Linked DNA regions of Homo sapiens: all the other regions are linked to region 1. A link is a loop called in an ENCODE intact Hi-C map of the cell type or tissue named here. Cell type or tissue: heart left ventricle. All regions are shown on one strand.

The links. Peaks named below come from ENCODE experiments on the same cell type or tissue, not always from the same donor. Only the 100,000 strongest peaks of a DNase experiment are listed, where the experiment ranks them.
Region 2: it touches region 1 in a loop (4-fold over the local background); 5 of 110 quality-filtered maps call a loop at or near these places.
Region 3: a loop joins it to region 1, with 2.0 times the contacts of the local background. A loop is called at or near these places in 6 of 110 quality-filtered maps.

The regions. Positions count from the first base shown.
Region 1 is chr10:18,311,850-18,314,349 of GRCh38, reverse strand. The region is part of intron 2 of CACNB2 (calcium voltage-gated channel auxiliary subunit beta 2); the gene reads right to left. Among named protein-coding and RNA genes, the nearest start is that of CACNB2-AS2, 52 kb to the right of the region's middle. In heart left ventricle, CTCF peaks have their summits at 1,215 and 1,417 (motif pointing right); no DNase peak of the experiment used is centred here; H3K4me3 peaks cover 499 bases; H3K27ac peaks cover 2,500 bases.
Region 2 is chr10:18,138,957-18,141,456 of GRCh38, reverse strand. CACNB2 (calcium voltage-gated channel auxiliary subunit beta 2) reads right to left here and starts at 1,033. Exons shown (of 14, transcript NM_201596.3): 1 at 601-1,033. The coding sequence starts at 720. In heart left ventricle, a CTCF peak has its summit at 1,184; DNase peaks (open chromatin) are centred at 716 and 1,096; H3K4me3 peaks cover 1,607 bases; H3K27ac peaks cover 1,208 bases; H3K27me3 peaks cover 835 bases.
Region 3 is chr10:18,471,875-18,474,374 of GRCh38, reverse strand. All of the region lies in intron 3 of CACNB2 (calcium voltage-gated channel auxiliary subunit beta 2), which reads right to left. Among named protein-coding and RNA genes, the nearest start is that of CACNB2-AS1, 66 kb to the left of the region's middle. RefSeq lists an enhancer at 2,162-2,381. In heart left ventricle, a CTCF peak has its summit at 1,234 (motif pointing right); no DNase peak of the experiment used is centred here; H3K4me3 peaks cover 533 bases; H3K27ac peaks cover 2,402 bases.

The sequences.
Region 1 (2,500 bases):
CAAAATGAACAATTCAACTAACATTCAAATTCACTAACAATAAAAATATTAATTAGGATTATTTTTTGATAGGTGGATTAATTATACAGCTCTTACTTTTCCCCGAATCCCAACTTTTAACAGTAATACATTATGGTTTTATAACAACTCTTTTTTCTAGAAAGCTATTAACCACAATATCGGGAATTTAGTATGATAATTATAGAGTTTCCAAGTGATAAAATCCATGTATACGTGTGTCCAATCATTGATTCACTCAACAATCAATATTCATTGACCATAAAAGGCTAATAACAGCCTGAAGTTACTGTGTGATTAATTTAGTGTTTCACACTCCAAGTTAAAATATTTGACTGTCCAGAAGCCTTTAGTGTGTTTTCTTTCTTTCTTCTAAAGTCTACAACATTTCAATGAAGCGGAATTTACTTGATCATAAATAGATGACCTGCAGGCCATTATTTTTGTAGTAACCAGAAATAGAAACAGCTCTTTGAAAATGATTAACTAGAAGAATACAATGTTTTTCGCTAGTGTGGGAACATACCGCTTTCCTCAATGGAATACATCTGCAATTCTCTTAACCAGCGACAAACCGAAAAAGCAAGTCAGGCTCACAAGAAGGAGTGATAGCCGATGGCTTTATGGCTTTAGTGGAGCATATTTTCCCCTTAATAGATTGATTATTTATTTAAATAAAGCTTTGGATTTAATCTTAATTACATTCTCCTCTTTAGACCCCGAGCTGGGGAGGAAAAGGAAGTGTTGAGATATTCCATGCCACTTTTAGGTCAAAAGATAGAAAGCTCCAAAGATAGGAACTGAGTTCAGAGAAGCAAATAGGAAAACAGATTTAAAAAAATACACAGCAATTGGCATGGTTATAAAATGGTGGTAATTTTGCCTTTCCCAGGAGACATCTGGCAGGTTCTGGAGACATTTTTGGTTGTCACAGTTGGAGAGGAGTGTTTCTGGCGTCTAGTACGTAGGGGCCAGGGACGCTGCTAACCATCCTACCATGCACGCGACGGCTCCACGGCAACGAGATATCCAGCCCCAAATGGCCACGGTGCTGAGGCTGAGAACCTGCTATAAATCTAAACTGTTTTTGCGATACTAGATTCATAAAATATTGCTCAGTGCTAGTGGGAATATACTGGAGATATAAAAGAAAACACCCCTTATCTAAATATCTGCTTAAAGGTTTCTTTCTCATCTAACGATGAATAATTTTTAGGGACAGTTCTTTATCTAAATGCAACTATAAAAAATGATCACAGTCACCAAATTCTTAGTGCATGCTAGGCGCTGTACATTTGCTTCAATCATCCTGTTCAAATTTATTACAACCATATGATGTCAGTGCTATTATTAGCACAGAAAAACAATCATTTATTGCATTGAGTATCCTCTAGAGGTCAGCAGTCACTTGCTCTTCTCTTGGTCCGTAATCGTCAGTAGCATGACCTTGAAATGTGGCTAAAAAAGTCAATGTCAGGAGAACGCACTAAAACTCTGGATGCCATTTGAATGCCCCCGCCCCCAAGAGTTCTGTAGTCCTAAGTGTTAAAAAATACAGGCAAAGGAGACAGGACTTATCAAAGGTATTTAGAGTTAGATGGAAAAGGCACACATAAATCTTAAAAGCTAAAGAAAGGCCAAATCTAATTCAGTGTATGAAGACAGAAAAGAGCAGATTAGGGATCTGAATGACCTGGGCTATCACAGCTCTTCCTCCCTGCATCCTGCCACCCCACACCTTCAAACACACACACTTAAAGGACACTGATACAGTGACCTTAACAGAGCTCTGTGTATCTCCTTATAGTCATCGACAAGGATTTATTCAGCATCTGGGCCAATATTTCTGGCTGTTATATAATCTTAACTGGCTGAGCTAGGATGATATAAATTATTCCTTTGTGGGCAAGTCCAGAAAAATTTATAATTAAAAGCAGAGCTATTTCAATGACTAAACAAATATAAATAATATTTTTTTATGTAAAGGAGCTTGTGCATATTTCACATTTTACATATTTTTAGTGTTTAAGAGAGTTCGGCTCAATAGAAACAGATCAGTCATTTAATTCCAATTTAAAATGTGTGACTGAGTAGTTGGTTTAGATTTGAGATTTTAAGTTGCAAACTTATGAATTTTATATACTTTATTAATCATTTAGAAGGTCTTAAATTTCACCATATTTATCATTTTAATTTGTTTCCTAAGATTTACCTACTTGGGAAATTTCTGTTAGTCAGACAACTTACAGGCTTAAAAAAGATAAGAAGCATCAAATATATAAATGCATTTCAAAAGGTGTGGGATTGAAAGAGGAATAGAGTAGTTTAAAGTAAATACTGACATACCCAGAAGTATAGAAGGGGACTATCATTGGAGAAGAAAAGTCAGCTCTGCCCAGGAGTAAAAGAAATGAAGTGCTCCATCCCCAAGAGTAACACACTTCCTAAGTCAGGTGACTGTAGGGGTCCCTACCAGGCGGTT
Region 2 (2,500 bases), 170 kb after region 1:
GACAGGCAAACCTTGGCAAGTGCCCGAGGGGACTGGAGAGCTGTCAGCCCCAGGTGCGCAGCGTGGTCCGGGCAGCTCTGGGGGGATCCGGCAGGGCACCCCCATATTCGCTCCCCTCCTGCCCACCTGCACCCCATCATCCTCACACCCACGCCCACCCCGGCTCGGAGCGTGGCCAGGAGAGTCGGCATCGTAGAAAGCGCTGCGGGAAGCGGGCCCCCTCCCGCCCACCCGGACTCACGATCTTCAGCAGGTCCAGTCCACTCCCCTGATTCATGTCTCTCCATGTGCCTCTCCCGGGAAGGGGCGAGGAGGGCCAGCTGGAGCAACCCGGGAGAAGTCTGGGAGGACTGGCAGGTCTCCCCCGCCCTTCCCCACTGGCTTTTCGGAAGCAGAGAAAAATGGAAGCCGAGGCAGAGCCAGGAAAAGGCGCAAAGGGGCAGGGTCCCCGGCGCCAGGAGAGGAGCAGAGGGTGGGCAGGCGACGAGGGGAGGAGGTGCGAGGCTAGAGATCCCTGCAGTGGAGGCGCCGGGAGAACCCGAGGTCGGTGCCCTGCCCGGCGGCTCACAAAGGAAGGAGAAGGCGCCGCGCTCTCGCTACCTGTGCGGCGGCTCCGAGCGCCCCCGCGGGAGCCACGTTCTCTAGCAGTTCCATCTGGATCTCCTGCGCCACCGCCGCCGCCGCTGTGGGAGGCGACTTGGACATGTCCCTTTGGACCATTGGCGAAAAGTCGGCTCGGAGCGAAGCAGCCAGCCCCCGGCGGCGGGTCCCCTCCTCCTCGCCCCCGCCTCCCCGCGCTCTGATCGGCTCTGGGGGCCGCCCAGGGCTCAGGCCCGGCCGTTCTCGGCGCAGCGCCCCGCAGCGCCCCGGGACTCGGCGCCCTGCTGCCAGGCGCTCAGTGCGCGGGACGGGGCCGGGGCATCGGGCGAAGCGAGCCGCTCGGGAGGCGGGACGCGGGGGCGCGGCTGCGGTGCCTGGGAGAGGGGAGCCCTCAGCGGGGCAGCCGGGGCCGGGAGAGCGGGCGCAGCGCGGCGGGGATCGGAGCCGCGGGCGCCGGGAAAGGTCCTCGCCAGGAGGGGAGGGAACTCCGGGAGCGCGAGCCAGGGGGAGGCGCGTCGGAAAGCGAGAGTGACAAGCAGCCTACAAGCCGAAAAGTTCCTCGCGGGAGGCGCGCGCCGCGTGGGCTCCGACTCAGCCGCTGCGCGTCGCCGTGGCACACAGGCTGAAAAGTTTGCGAAGCCACAGAAGCCAGGCCCGGCGCTCAGGGGGCCTTGATCCTGTTCCCATGGCCCCAGACCACCCCTCAGGAACCCTTAGAGCAGATCTCTTAACTTTGGAGGGGAAGGACGACGGAGGCTGGGTTCCTACACTGAAAGTTTTAAATTTGTAAAGCCTGCTGGCAGCCCGGGAGAGCAAATGTCTGCAAAGAACATCTTCTGGGCAGCTGAAAGCCCTTGCTAATGTCAGTAATAAGGATCCAGAGAAAGAAATGGCATTGATAAAGATCATCAGGTGATCCCACCTGAATCTGCAGCTGGCCTCGTCAACTAGGTGGGAATCCACCCAACCTGAGACCGAATGTTTTGCTTTATGACTGCTGTCTTCATCTTTGCCAAATTAAATTAGCACTTCTTTCCAAACATAATTGAAGTTTGTTGTTGTTGTTGCTTGTTGTTGTTTTAGACGGAGTCTCACTCTGTCGCCCAGGCTGGAGTGCAATGGCGCGATCTCAGCTCACTGCAACCTCCGCCTCCTGGGTTCAAGCGATTCTCTAGCCTCAGCCTCACGAATAGCTGGGATTACAGCCACAGGCCACCAAGCCCAGATAATTTTTGTGTTTTTAGTGCAGACGGGGTTTCACCATGTTGCCCGGGCTGGTCTTGAACTCCTGACCTCAAGTAATCCACCGGCCTCGGCCTCCCAAAGTGCTGGGATCACAGGGGTGGGACACCACGCCAGGCCAGGGTTGAGGTTTTTCTATAGGGGTGAAAAGTCTTAGTGTCACATTTTTGACAAAACAAGCACTTCCTTAAGATCCAGAATTCTTGATAACAGGATAGTGACTATGGTGAGGGTGTTTCACTTACAACATTCCGTTCAGATAGTCCCAAGGAGCCACATTTTTACATGATTGAGTGCAACTTATTTCAACAAATTTTACTACAGTGGAAACTTCTGTAATGAGTTTTCCAGGCATTTTTTTTTTTTTTTTTTTGAGACAGAATTTCACTCTTGTCACCCAGGCAGGAATACAGTGGCACGATCTTGGCTCACTGCAACCTTCGCCTCCTGGGTTCAATCCATTCTCCTGCCTCAGCCTCCCGAGTAGCTGGGATTACAGGTGCACGCCACCACAGCCGGCTAATTTTTTTGTATTTTTAGTAGAGATGGGGTTTCACCACGTTGCCCAGGCTGGTCTCGAACTCCTGACCTCAGGTGATCTGCCCGCCTCTGCCTCCCAAAGTGCTGGGATTACAGATTTGAGCCACTGCATCCAGCC
Region 3 (2,500 bases), 160 kb before region 1:
TCTCCATTGATTGAGACCTGTCACAGAGACAGGTCTTGCTTGCTACCAGAGGGTGACCGTTGAGCCAGATTCCACTGTCCCTGAGAGTCCCCCTGCCCCTCCGGCCCTAGGCTTCTTTGTACATTAAACAGCAAGTCTGCAGGGTGCCTTTCAATTCTAACACATTATTCTCCCGCCAGCTGCGGTCATGTTCAGATTTGCAATGTTCCCCTTCGCCACCATGACAGCTTCTTCCTACCCAAAACTATAATTATATGTTTTCAGAAGGCCCATTTTCTATGTGAGAAATTTCAGCAAAACATCTCAAAACATCATGTTCCATCATCTTAACTATTAGAGATAAAAGAGCTCTTAGCGAGCAAATCCAACCCTCGCATTTTAAAATGAAAAACGGAAGCCCAGCAATTTTGTGTCTCACTCAAGGTCACAGAGAGCAGCGTGGCGGGGAGCTGCACCTGCAGCTTCTAGCTCCTTGTCTGGCACTTAAATCCAGTTACACCCTGGCCCTGGTTCTGATACAAGAAAAACCCTATTGAAACCTTAGGGAATTATTTTTCACTTTAGATGGCAGTTTTCGATTGCTATTTTACAGCTAGGAAAAGATAAGTATATTTTTTAAAGAAGCAAACACAACTGTAAAGTCAATCTCCTTCTTCACTTCGGCTATTTAAAGCAAGTTACGTGAATTCTCCGGGTGACTGATAAGAGAAGGCACGCATTTCTGGCATCCCTTACTAACACACCAGTGCACCAGAAAAGTATTGACTGATGGCTCCAGACACTAATAAGTCCAGAGTCTGTTCCTAGGAAAATGCTCTGCATGCGTCATTAAGGCTATTTTCAGGCTTGCTGTCTTGAACTGAAAGTAAACTAGCACTGGTGATTCTGAATTTAAATGTGATTTCAGTAAGGGAAGGAGCAAGCGCAACATATTTTCAGGGCTTGGGGCCTGGCAATATTTTTTAAAAGGCTGTAATAAATCTATAGACTTTTACAAGATATGACTTTTATAAGTTCTTTGAATAACAACCCAAATATTACCTGTGTATTTATCAATTCATATTAACTTGAATTGAAATACTCCTATCCAAAACAGGCATTTGTTTCCACTGCAGATGGGTCATACCATATTATACCAAGTAGAAATCACCTGTGATACGTTAACAGGCGAGCGGGGCCCCACCTGAAAAGTATTTCACAGAATTGCCAGTGGGTGGAGCTAAAGCGTGGACAATTTTTAGTGATGACCTTCAAAAGCACCACAGTTGATTCTCATACATGTCTTTGATTAAGAACCACTGATATTACCGAACAACAATGCAAATTTGGCTGCACCATTTCAACATATCCCACATTCAGGAATGGAACTCTCCATTGGAAGAAAGAGAGAATGTATTCTACAGCAGCGATGCTCAAATTTGATTTTGCATCATTTTCAGCAGCTGGGGTGGGGCTTGTTGAAAATACAAATGGCACATTTCACCCCAAACCTAATAAACTGAAATGGCTACAGAAAGGTGAGCTCAGGTAGCTACATTTTGAAGCAAGGTATAAAGAATATTTAGAAGCACACAAAATTTGAGAACCAAACCTCTCTGAAATTCTTCCTGAAAGGCTGCTTGTTTTCTAAAGACTGAACTGAAAATAGTAAACCAATACGTTTATTAAGGAGATGTGGTTGTATCAGACACAATTTTAAAACAGACCTAAATTTAAACCAAAGACACTAAAGCTCTTCCACCCACTCCCTAAACCTCCATTGTATGGGTTAACAGGCTAAGGAGGTGGCTTTTATCATGGAACCAAGGTAGGCAAGAAGCGTAGAAAAATGGGCTGGGGGCCAGGCACAGTGGCTCATGCCTGTAATCCCAGCACTTTGGGAGGCCAAGGCGGGCGGATCACCTGAGGTCAGGAATTCAAGACCAGCCTGGCCAACATGGTGAAACCCCATCTGTACTAAAAATACAAAAATTAGCCATGTATGGTGGCGTGCACCTGTAGTCCCAGCTACTCGAGAGGCTGAGGCAAAAGAATCACTTGAACCCAGGAGGTAGAGGTTGCAGTGAGCCGAGATCCCAGCACTGCATTCCAGCCTGGGTGACAGAGCGAGACTCCATGTCAAAAAAAAAAAAAAAAAAAAAAAAAAAAAAAAAGAAGAAAAGTGGGCCGGATATTAAAGGAATTGAGACTCCTTATTCGAGAATGCTTCAGCTAGTCAACCATGGGGCTCAAGACAAGCAGAAAAGAAAGCAAAGCCGGGAAGAGAAACTGAAACCTGTAAGGTGCATATGACATCAAAGAGCAGATGGATAGGAATGGGGGCAGTGAAGGAGCCAGAGAGATGACTGTAATGAAAAAGGGAGATACGGGAGTTGAACACGTCTGGGGTGAGACATATTTGTTACTTTACATGCAGGTCTTCCAAAGGCAGTTAAACAGAAAACAAATGCCTAGTGATGTTAGGATGTTGCTTGAGTAGTATATGATATTTGTAGAGGTA